3 separate regions of the Homo sapiens genome follow, and regions 1 and 3 are each linked to region 2. Evidence: chromatin loops called from intact Hi-C (ENCODE). Cell type or tissue: A673. All regions are shown on one strand. Links, peaks and the distances in the headings refer to the core of each region. The heading gives the core; the rest is flanking DNA.

Evidence for each region. A loop is a pair of places that touch in the nucleus more often than their neighbours do. Peaks named below come from ENCODE experiments on the same cell type or tissue, not always from the same donor. Only the 100,000 strongest peaks of a DNase experiment are listed, where the experiment ranks them.
Region 1: it touches region 2 in a loop (16-fold over the local background); 1 of 110 quality-filtered maps calls a loop at or near these places.
Region 3: a loop joins it to region 2, with 7 times the contacts of the local background. A loop is called at or near these places in 1 of 110 quality-filtered maps.

What each region holds. Positions count from the first base shown.
Region 1 is chr5:16,942,069-16,945,998 of GRCh38, forward strand. No RefSeq gene overlaps it. Among named protein-coding and RNA genes, the nearest start is that of MYO10, 7.7 kb to the left of the region's middle. In A673, for the core only: no CTCF peak of the experiment used is centred there; DNase peaks (open chromatin) are centred at 1,953, 2,373 and 2,943; H3K4me3 peaks cover 461 bases; H3K27ac peaks cover 2,500 bases.
Region 2 is chr5:17,280,490-17,284,419 of GRCh38, forward strand. No RefSeq gene overlaps it. Among named protein-coding and RNA genes, the nearest start is that of BASP1, 65 kb to the left of the region's middle. In A673, for the core only: no CTCF peak of the experiment used is centred there; DNase peaks (open chromatin) are centred at 2,022 and 2,702; H3K4me3 peaks cover 389 bases; H3K27ac peaks cover 2,500 bases.
Region 3 is chr5:17,434,687-17,438,616 of GRCh38, forward strand. The region is part of intron 1 of LINC02217 (long intergenic non-protein coding RNA 2217); the gene reads left to right. Among named protein-coding and RNA genes, the nearest start is that of LINC02218, 7.4 kb to the right of the region's middle. In A673, for the core only: no CTCF peak of the experiment used is centred there; a DNase peak (open chromatin) is centred at 2,345; H3K4me3 peaks cover 1,198 bases; H3K27ac peaks cover 2,258 bases.

The sequences.
Region 1 (3,930 bases), core at 786-3,285, 340 kb before region 2:
GATGTGAGCCACTGCAATGGCCATTAATATTCTTTTTTTTTTTTTTTTTTTTTTTGTGACAGAGTCTCACTCTGTCACCCAGGCTGGAATGCAGCAGCATGATCTCCGCTCACTGCAACCACCTCCACCTCCTGGGTTCAAGCGATTCTCGAGCCTCAGCCTCCCAAGTAGCTAGGATTACAGGCTCGGGCCACTACGCCCAGCTAATTTTTGTATTTTTACTAGAGATGGGGTTTTACCATGTTGGCCAGGCTGGTCTCGAACTCCTGACCTCAAGTGATCCACTTGCCTCGGCCTCCCAAAGTGCTGGGATTACCGGCATGAGCCACTATGCCCGGCCAATATTCTTAATAATTGTTGAACAAACGGCTCTGCCTTTTCATTTTGCATAGGGTGCTACAAATCATGAAGCTGGTTATTTTTAGCTTTTGTGACCCTCTGTTTGTCTGGCTCTCCCATCTCTTTGACCACTTTCTTCCCCTTGTAGGCTCCCCTTCTCCTTCTCCCTCCAAAGTATGGTGGATCCCGAGCACATGTTCTTCCCCCTATTCTTATGTTCTCACCATTAATTCTCTGTACTTCACCTGCCATGTCTTCATAAATGATCCCCAAATCTATAATTCAAGCTATAAGAAGTCCCAGCCACAGGCCAGGTACCGTGGCTCATGCCTGTAATCCTAGCACTTTGGGAGACTGAGGCAGGTGGATTGCTTGAGCTTAGTAGTTTGAGACTAGCTTGGGCAACATAGAAAAACGCCATCTCTACTGCAACAAAAACAACAGCAACAAAATTAGCCAGGTGTGGGGGCGCATGCCTGTTAGTCCCAGCGACTTGGGAGGATCACTTGAGCCTGGGAGTTGGAGACTGCAGTGAGTGGAGATAGCACCACTGCATTCTAGCCTGTGCCACAGAGCCAGACCCTGTCTCAAAAAAAAAAAAAAAAAAAAAAAAAAAGCAGAAGAAGAAGAAGAAATCCCAACTACATTTCCAACCATTCGTTGAATTGTTCCTAGTGAGGTTCTTCTCACACTTCAAAACCTTCTTCACTCTCCCATCAACTTCTATCAACTTCCCTATATCTATTAATGTAATAGTCATAATTCAGTCACTGTAATGAGAGGGTATCTGTCTTTCAGAGCTGCCCTAAATCTTCTGATGATCTTACACACATGCAGGTCTATCCCCATCAAAGCCTCCCTTGCTTTACATATGTGACTTCGGTTTTATTAATCGATACCCTCATTTGTGGGTTTAATCTAGGAAACAAACTATGAGGAGACCAGGGAGACTCAGAGCATCAATTTCAGTGGTTCAGGTCATGGCAGAGGTAATGTTTTCATAATTTTTAAAATCAAATTATGTACATCTCCAGGGATCCCACCCACCCAAAGGGAAGCAATACAAAACAAAACAAAACAATATAAAATGGAGAGCAATACAAAACAACAAGAGGCTGGCCGCCCAAGAAAGTTGAGACTAAGATTCATGGGGTTCATCACAGGGCCAATTTTATGTAAACTCTTATTAGTGAGGCTTTGTTTTCCCCACCGAAAATTGCCTGATATCACCACTATTAATTTTGCTTCTGGAATGAGTTGAGAATATTTTTGGATTTTTTATTTCCAGAGCTTCCATCAAATGCAAGTGTGTGCTGCTGAAGTATTAGGAAAAATCAATTAAGTGCACAGAGTTGTTTATATAAGAATATCCGGACAAAATTGTTTAGAAAAGTTAAAAACCTGGCTGGGAGAGGTAGCTGATGCCTGTAATCCCAGCACTTTGGGAGGCCGGGACAGGCAGATCACCTGAGGGTCAGGAGTTGGAGACCAGCCTAGCCAACATAGTAAAACCCTGTCTCTACTAAAAATACCAAAAAAATTTGCTGGGCCTGGTGGCGCGCCTGTAATCCCAGCTACCCGGGAGGCTGAGGCAGGAGAATCGCTTGAACCCAGGAGGCGCGGTTACAGTGAGCCGAGATCGTGCCGTTGCACTCTAGCTTGGGCAACAAGTGAAAACTCCGTCAGAAAGGAAGGAAGGAAGGAAGGAAGGAAGGAAGGAAGGAAGGAAGGAAGGAAGGAAGGAAGGAAGGAAGGAAGGAAGGAAGGAAGGAAGGAAGGAAGGAAGGAAGGAAGGAAGGAAGGAAGGAAGGAAGGAAGGAGAGAAAGAAAGAAAGAAACAAAGAAACAAAGAGAAAGAAAGAGAAAGAAAGTTGGTTAAAAACCTGGACACAACCTAAAAGCCTCTCAGAAGGAGATAGGTTAAGCAAACTATGGTAAATGTGCATAGTGACATACTCTTTGTGTTAGTTGTCTGTTTTGTATAACAAGCCACCTAAAACTAAGTGGCTGAAGACAATGACTTGTTATTTCTTGATGGGGCTTGACCTCTGTGCTGTTATCTGGGCTCTCTCGGGTGACTGCAGTCAGTTAGCTGCTCAGCTGTGTCTTGTGATCTAGGATGGCCTCCCGCACAGGACAGGAGCTCATGGGGATGGCTTGGATAGCTGGTTCACTCTCTCCACGTGGCCTTTACACTACGACAGTCTCAGGAATGCATTAGGATGACAGCAAAAGCTGCAAGACCTTGTGCAGTTGCTTCTGCCATATTTAATTGGTCGAAGCCTGACATAAAGCCAGCCCAGACCCCAGACCTCAGACCCCAGACTCTTTTTTTGTTGTTGTTTTTTGAGACAGGTTCTTACCCTGTCACCCAGGCTGGAGTGCAGTGGCATGATCTCAGCTTACTGCAACCTCCTCCTTCCGAGTTCAAGAGATTCTCCTGCCTTAGCCCACCATGCCTGGCTAATTTGTTTTACATTTTTAGTAAAGACAGCGTTGCACCATGTTGGCCAGGCTGGTCTCGAACTCCAGACTCAAGCAATCTGCCTGCCTTGGCCTTCCAAAGTGCTAAGATTTCAGGCGTGAGCCACGGAGCTTGGCCCAGATCCCAGACTGTCTTGATGGAAGGAATTGCAAGGAATCTGTGGCCACTGGTGGGAGAGGGAAGGGTAAAATTCACATAACTCCAAATTTAGCATTCTCAAGTGTACAATTCAGTGGCATTTGGTACATTCACAGTGTTGTACGAGCATCACCACTCTCTAGTTCCAGAATATTTTCATCCCTCCAAAACTAAACCAATACTCATTACTTCTCTGATTCCTGTCAACCCCTAGCCTCCATTAACCACTCATTTGTTTTCTGTCTTTGTGGATTTGCCTATTCTGGATATTTCATGTGAATGGAATCATGCAATAGGTGACCTTTTAGACTGGCTTCTTTCATTCAGCATAGTGTTTGCAAGGTTCATCCATGTTGTGAATTCATTCCTTTTTATCACCTGAGTAATATTCCATTATATCAAGCTTGTCCAACCTATGACTTTGAATGCCACCCAACAAAAATTTGTAAACTTTCCTAAAACATTATGATTTCTTTTTTGCAATTTTAAAAAACTCATTAGCTATATCATTAGTGTGTTTTATGTATGGCCCAAGACAATTTTTCTTCCATTGCAGCCCAGGGAAGCCAAAAGATTGGACACCCTTGCATTATATGAATATACCTCATTTTTACAATCCATTCATCCGTTGATGGACATTTGGGTTGTTTTCACATTGGGGCTACTGTGAATAGTGCTACTACGAACATTCATGTACCTGTTTTCAGTTATGTGGGGAATATACCTAGGAGTGGAATTGCTGAATCACATGGTAATTCTATGTTTAACTTTTTGAAGAACTGCCAGACTGTTTTCCATTGTGGCCATTTTTAATTCAATATACTATCAAACAGCAAAAATGATTAATATATCGGTATTAATGTGGAGGTATGAATATGTAAAAGAAAAGTTACAGAATGACATGTTTCATTGGTACCTTATAGAAATGTTTAAAAAACAGTGACTTCAACCAGCCTGGCCAACATGGT
Region 2 (3,930 bases), core at 859-3,358:
GGTACATTTCTCCAAGTTTCCTCAGTCTTCATTTTATTAAAAGCATTATTCATTCTGAAGCTATATGCTTCCATTCACATACATATTTAAGGAAATTCCTGAGGGAAATAACTTTGAAAAAGAACTACAATCATAAAAAAAAAAAAAATAGTGCAACTGTACACACTGAAATAAATAAACCAAGTAAAAATCTCATACCTATCTCCTTATCTCTTTTTATTATTTTTTAAATTTTTATTTATTTATTTAAGACGGAGTCTTAAACTCTTTCACCCAGGTTGGAGTGCAGTGGCAAAATCTGGGCACACTGCAACCTCCTCCCAGGCTCAAGTGATCCTCCAGTTACTCAGCCTCCTGAGTAACTGGGACTGCAGGTGCATGCCAACACTCCCGTTTAATTTTGTGTATAATATTTTTGGTAGAGACAGGTTTTTGCCATGTTGCTCAGGCTGGTCTGAAAGTTTTAAGCTCAGGTGCTCTGCCCACCTTGGCCTCCCAAAGTGTTGGGATTACAGGCATGAGTCACCATGCCTGGCCCTATCTTTTTATCTCATGTGCACTTGATTTCCATTTTTTCCTAAGGTCCATATGTCACATTTATTTTTCATTTTGTTGTCTTTGAAGGTAATTTTATATTTTCCCTGAGTTTCCCTCTGGGTCCGGGAAAATTTGTCATTAATACCATTCATTTATAATTTAATGGCTTTGTATAATGTACCCATTCCTTTTATTGCAACTCCTTGAGGTCAATGTGTTAAAATGTTAAATGGAAAAATGATGGGTTAATAACTACTTATTTAGAATCATCTAGAGAACACATGAACTTGCTTTGTTTTGTTTTGTTTTCATTTTTATTGCTTATATAGTCCAGGATTTAAGAGACTAAAATGGTCTCAATAAAAATGTTGTCTTGGGGAATTCTCATCTTAAATATAATTTTTACATATATTTCATGAATTCTGAATCAGAGTTTCAGATAATAAAAACAAAACATTGGTAGTCTTCAGGCTTCCCCGAATATCTGGGTATAGAAACTTATACCAAAGCTTAAAAATAAATATATTTTGGCCCAGACGCGGTGGCTCATGACTGTATCCCACGATTTTGGGAGGCCAAGGTGGGCAGATCACTTGAGGCCAGGAGTTCGAGACCAGCCTGGCCAATATGGCGAAACCCTGTCTCTACTAAAAATACAAAAATTACCTGGCCATGGTGGTGCACACATGTAATTCCAGCTACTGTGGAGGCTGAGGCAGGAGAATCACTTGAGATTCTTGGGGTGGAGGCTGCAGTGAGCTGAGATCGTGCCACTGCACTCCAGCCTGGGCAACGGGATGAGACTGTCTAAAAATAAAAATATACATATATACACACATACACACACACACACACACACATACACACATACACATATATAAATCATTTAGAGAGCACTTTATATATATGTATAGTTTGTAAAACTTACATATATATTTTGATAAAAAAAGAATGATCTTACAGACTGAGTTCCAAACACTAGAGGCTTATTATTGGTGATCTCACTGTCTTTTGGCTTTTTAAGCTATGAATTTATTAAAGTAGAAAATATGTTTGAATAGGCAACAAAGATTCTTGCCTTGTAATTGAATGAATTAATCTTTAATGTTGATTTGTTGTATTTAAAAGCCACACACCTGAAAGTCAGGCACATCACATAATTACTCAAAGAAAAACAGGCCCCTGTTTTACCTTGAGGAAGATTGGTTGACTTGTCACATGCTTTTGTTAACAAAAAAAGTGGGGAAAAAAAAATCCCCCCAGCCCTTCCTCTAAAAAGAAAGCAATCCTCTTAATGCAGGAGAAAGACTGCATTTCAGTACCTCAGAAACAAACCAGTTTTGAGTTTTGTCGTGAAAAGAGATGACACATGTAATTACAAGAGCCTTTTACACAGGTTGGGAGATTTGATTTGACAGTCGAACCCCATTAAAAGAAATGACTCTAAGGTCCTAAAGCAGCAGTGAACAATTTCCGTCCCACTCTGCCTCAGCACAGACATCTAAGAATAGACAAACTCTCAGCCGGAACCACCCACTGCGGGGCACCCAAGTCTGCCTAGTATGCAAATTCCCCAGAGGGTAGAGTTTTTCTTTTCTTTCTGTTTCTTTCTTTCTTTCTTTCAATTTTAAGAGCTGAAAATAATAGTTACCTTCTCTTTCAGGAGCTGAAATTGCCTTGACATTCAGAGCAAAACCTACCTTTACAAAATAAAACACACACACACACACACACTATAGTAGAAATGACAAAATCAAAATCAATTAAATAGAAGACAAGCCTAATTAGAATGAATCAGAAAGAGTTGCTTACATTTGGGCTGCTAATTAGAACTTCATAATAACTTTTTTGTCTTTTGTTTATTTCCTCCCTTCCTTATTCTCTTTCCTCTACATTTTGTCTTTCCCATCAAGTTCCCTACTTCCTCTTTTTTTGTTGTTGTTCAAGTACGTAACTTCCATTGTGATAGTTTCACTCTTTACCTACTTCCTTCCTTCCTTCTTTCCTTCCTTCCTTCCTTCTTTCCTTCCTTCCTCTCTCCCTCCCTCCCTTCCTTCCTTCCTTCCTTCCTTCCTTCCTTCCTTCCTTCCTTCCTTCCTTCCTTCCACTGACTGCACTCTGAGGCAAACACTTACATTGGGCCAGAGCTTGCTGGTTTTTCGGACTGCATAACCCTCATTCTTCATTTGTTCGGGAAGAACAAATATAATTTACTTGGAACTTTACTCATCTTACTCCTCCACTTCCCCCTGCCCCTCATTTATCTATAAGAATAATAAAGATTAAGAGAGACCATGTTCAGGAGTCAAGGTAATTTGAAATAGTCCTTGATGTACAGTGCTTATTAAAAGAGAATCTTGAAGATTCTACAACTAGAGCTCTGTTTCAGAAAACAAGGCATCAGTTCCTAAATGTCATACAAATTGACTACATAAGAATTTTCTTGGATGTCTAAATAAAGAGATCCCAGCCCCTAAGCTGTGATCCTGATTCAGTAGTTTTTTTTTTTTTTTGAGAGAGAGAGTCTTGCTCTGTTGCCCAGGCTGGAGTGCAGTGGTGCAATCTTGGCTCACTACAGCCTCCACCTCCTGGGTTCAAGCAATTCTCTGCTCAGCCTCCCAAGTAGCTGGGACTACAGGCGTGTGCCACCACATCTGGCTAATTTTTGTATTTTTAGTAGAGATGAGGTTTCACCATGTTGGTCAGGCTGGTCTCGAACTCCTGGCCTCAGGTGATCCACCTGCCTCGTCCTCCCAAAGTGCTGTTAGAGGCATGAGCCACTGTGCCTGGCCTGATTCAGTAGTTCTTAAGGAAGGTAGAGGGGCAGGGCAAGAGTTTCGTGAAGCTCCTCTTTGGGAATCTACTGGGATAGAGTGACTCACAAGATTTGAACAAAGAAGCTTGGACTAGAATGAGGGTTTGGTGGATCATTCTTTGATTTTAAGTTTACCTCATTAGAAAAAAAGATGGTAATAATAACAACAGAGTTGCTGTGAAGATTTTCAATAAGACCTGGAAGTGACTGCTTGTGATATACACTCAGTGAACCACAGCTATTCCAATGGAGGCTTCAGTTCAAAAAAAAAAAGCTGGGTTCATAAGCTCTGGCCTGTCTGTCTACTTCAATTGAGAAGGAATTTCTTAAGGTTTCCTTGGAAATAGAGTCACAACGACCACAGAATTGAGATCTGAATTGTCCTACAGAGAACAACCCCTCTTTGTAGGAGAAAAAGAAAACACAAATGTATGGCAATCTTTTTAGGGGAAAAGGGGGAGTCAAAATCCAAGATGGTTTTCCTGAGAATATTCAAATTAGATTATGGAGATAACAAGATGTGAACCAAGGAAAAAGAACGAATTGCCTTTATGCATGGGAGGTGAAGTAGCTGGAAT
Region 3 (3,930 bases), core at 786-3,285, 150 kb after region 2:
CATACACACACACACACACACACACACACACACTCAGAGAACAGAGTTGTCTCTTTCTCTCTCTATATATATACAGAGCATATATATGTGTGTGTATATATATGTATATGTATGTGTATATATATGTATATATATATATAGAGAGAGAGAGAGAAAGATAGAGAGAAAGATGCTCCTCAACTTATGATGTGTTATGTTCTGATAAACCCATGGTAAGCTGAAAATATTCCAAGTCAAAAATGCATTGAATGCACCTAACCTTTCAAAAACCATAGCTTAGCCTAGTCCACTATAAATGTGCTTAGACACTTAACATGTAAATGTGGAATACTTACATCAGTTTACAGTTGGAGAAAATCATCTATCACAAAGTCTATTTCATCATAAAGTATTGAATATTTCATGTAGTTTATTGAATTCTGTACTGAACATGAAAAACAGAATGGTTGTATGGCTACTTGAAGTACAGGTTCTACTGAATGTGTTTCACTTTCACACCATTGTAAAGTTGAAACCATCATAAGTTAGGGACCATTTGTGTATATACCTATATGAGATATATGTTAGTAAGATATATATGTAAACAACATATATGTAAATGAGATATATAAAAACATATAAATAACACATAGATCTCCTTGTTGAATCCTACTGTGTACAAGACATAATTTTTTATGCTGGGATTCAGCAGTGAAGAAAAGGGAGGAAAGCTCTTGGCTTCACAGAGCTCACACTCTGGTGAGGGAGAAAACAAATATACAGAATATAAGAAGGTGAGGGCTGGGCATAGAGGCTCATGCCTGTAATTCCAACACTTTGGGAAGCTGAAGTGGAGGGATTACTTGAGGTCAGGAGTTCAAGGCCAGCCTGGCCAACATGGTGAAACCTCGTCTCTACTAAAAATACAAAAATTAGCCAGTTGTGGTGGTACATGCCTGTAATCTCAGCTGCTTGGGAGGCTGAGGCATGAGAATCGCTTGAAATCAGGAGGTGAAAGCTGCAGGGAGGTGAGATCGCTCCACTGCATTCCAGGCTGGGTGACAGAACGAGACTCCATCTCAAAGAAAAAAAAAAAAGAAGGGGGTAAGTACCATATGCAAAAGCAGAGCCAGGTGGGGGACAAGAGTGTTCAAGAGTTGTCATTTACCCATTTAGATGATATGGTCAGAGAGGCCTCCCTGAAAAGGTAATGTCTGAGCAGAGACTTATGGGAGAAGAGAGAACAGGGTGAGAAGATCTCTGGGGGAGAAGTAGAAAGTGCAAAGACACAGAGGTGGCGATGAGCCCCATCTGGTTGGGACAGAGTGAAAAAGGGGTTCAGCTGGAGGGGCCTGAGAGGTGAGGGTGGCAGAACGTGTGGAGGTGTAAGCTCAGCAGATGGTGGACACCCTGGAGGCCATTGTGAGGCTCTGGTTCTCCCTCTGTGTGATTTCAAGATCCATTGCATGGTTGCAGCTGAGAAGTGAACAAGCCTTATGACCTGGTTTCTCTTGAAGAGGATCTTTCCGGTAGGTGCCTTGAGAAAAACACAGGAGGGATTGGGAGGATGTAGAAATTCCTATTTGTAAGGGTTTGCGATCTGGGTATATGTCCACTGAGCCGTGAACTTACTGTCTCGAGTTCTGTATTCTAGTTGGGACTGTTCTGCTAACTGCTGGAGGGTATTGGCACAATCACTTAACGTTTTATTCAGAAGGGAAATAGAAGTGAACACTTAGTATTTAAGTTTGAGCCAGTTTCTTCTTAATCCCTATGATCTGTAGCCTGCTAGGATCCTCAAGTTTGTTTTTCTTTTTTTCCAACACCAGAGCATGTGTCTTTGCTTGCCCCACCTCTGTCCTCATAGTTTCTTTACTAACAGCTCTGACTTCCCTTCCCAACCTCTCTTAGTACATGCGGAAGATGAGAACAGTGGACAACGGCTTTGCTAAGCCCTGAATTGTTCCGAAGTTTGAAGTTGTAACCCATGAGCTACCTCTTTTACAAAAACAGTCAAAACTGGATGTTAGAAATATTTTGGAGGTTAAAGGAAGAGTGTCTTGAACCTCCCTACCACTGAACTGTTTAATATTCTAGAATTTATGTTACACAGTAAAAGATAGACAACTCTGTCTGCAGTTCTGGGACTGGGATATGCCTGTGCATACACGCATCTGCTCTGTTTTGGTTTCACTTCACTTTAGTTATTTGATTTGGTGTCTGCAAAACCCTGTGTGCACATTTTTATGATCCTTGGGACAATTTACTGCCAACCTTGCTTGAACTCTAAAATATGCCTCCAGTTTCGGAAAACCACAAATTATTTACCAAGGAGGCAAGGAAATGGAGGTCACTGGGCTCATTTCTTACATAATTTTCAACTTCCTTTCTGAGGCCTGACATCTCCCGGCAGTCACAGTGATGTCTTCCTTAGATGGATTCAATAATGGGGAAGAACAGATGAAAAGTGGTGAAAGTTGCTAACTGCTGTGTTCCTCTGCTTGCTTTTCATGCTGTGTGCCAGGAATCAAAGCTGGAGGAGCGGAAGGTAGATATAAAGTAACCCTGTTTCCTAGGTTATTGTGTTTATAAAGTGTTAAATAGGAAATGCGAAAAAAAAACCCCTCTGCTTTGTGGGAAACAAGGTCATTTAAGGTACGAAAACAACAGTATTAAGCTAAAACAATAGAATAAATAATCACTAAAATGAAAGTACAGAACAGGTATAGAAAGTCAATCTTTGAAACATCAGCTGTTGTCAGTTTCTTTCAAGATAATTCAAGGGTGACTAACATATAACTAGCAGATACATTCAACATACAAGAGAAAAAGAGTGAGGATAAAAGGGGGCAATAAAATAAATAGTGGAATAAGTGATGACCATAGATCAAATGGAAAGGACAAGGAAGGAGGAAAAGATAGCTCCTATGTGTCTAGCTTGGAAAGATAATGACTCAATTGAGTGAATAGGGGAGACACATTGAGGGTTTGAAAGCCAGGAACTCAGGAATTTTTGTTTATTTTTATTTTTATTTTTGAGACGGAGTGTAGTTCTGTTGCCAGGCTGGAGTTCAGTGGCCTGATCTCGGCTCACTGCAACATCCGCCTCCCGGGTACAAGCGATTCTCCTGCCTCAGCCTCCTGAGTAGCTGGGATTACAGGCATGCTCCCCCACATCCAGCTAATTTTTGTATTTTTAGTAGAGATGGGATTTCACCTTGTTGGCCAGGATGATCTCGATCTCCTGACCTCGTGATCCACCCACCTCAGCCTCCCAAAGTGCTGGGATTATAGGCTTGAGCCACTGCGCCGAGCTGGACCTCAGGAATTTTTAAAGACATGGCAACATTCTTGTTGTATGGGTTTACTTATGACAGATGGGTACATAGGTCTGTCCAAAGGGGCTGGGATACTTTGTTACGTTTGAGGAATTTTTTTCTGCTAAATTCTCTTTTCCCTTTCTTCCAAGGAGGCAGGGTAAGGAGAGGTACCAGGTGCTGGTGGATTGTTTACCTTGGAGATTTCCGCCTTACGGAGGAAATAGCTGGTAGAGTCAGCAGAGACCTCTTCTGGTGGGCCTCAGGGTTGTGAGTTGAGCACTTGGAGCAGGGAAATATTGGATGTTTTCATGACATCAGTAGGATTTAATTCAATCAATGAATAGGACCCAGAAATAAATTAGCTGAGACGGGTGGGGGAAGAGGGGCAGAATCCCAACTGTGCTTAGTTATAATTTGAGATGTAGAATAAAGAGTGCTCCAGGAAGCATGGCTCCAAGCAAATGATGAGTTTTTGAATCCCTTCATGTTTATGATTTCATTTTTTTTCCCTTCATGCTTATGATTTTAATTATCTCTGTTTCCCAAAGTGATTAGCGGAAACAGTTTAAGATGAAATGAATATATGTGCTGGAAGGGGAGGCAAAAGTAGGGTGACATCCCACTTCATAGT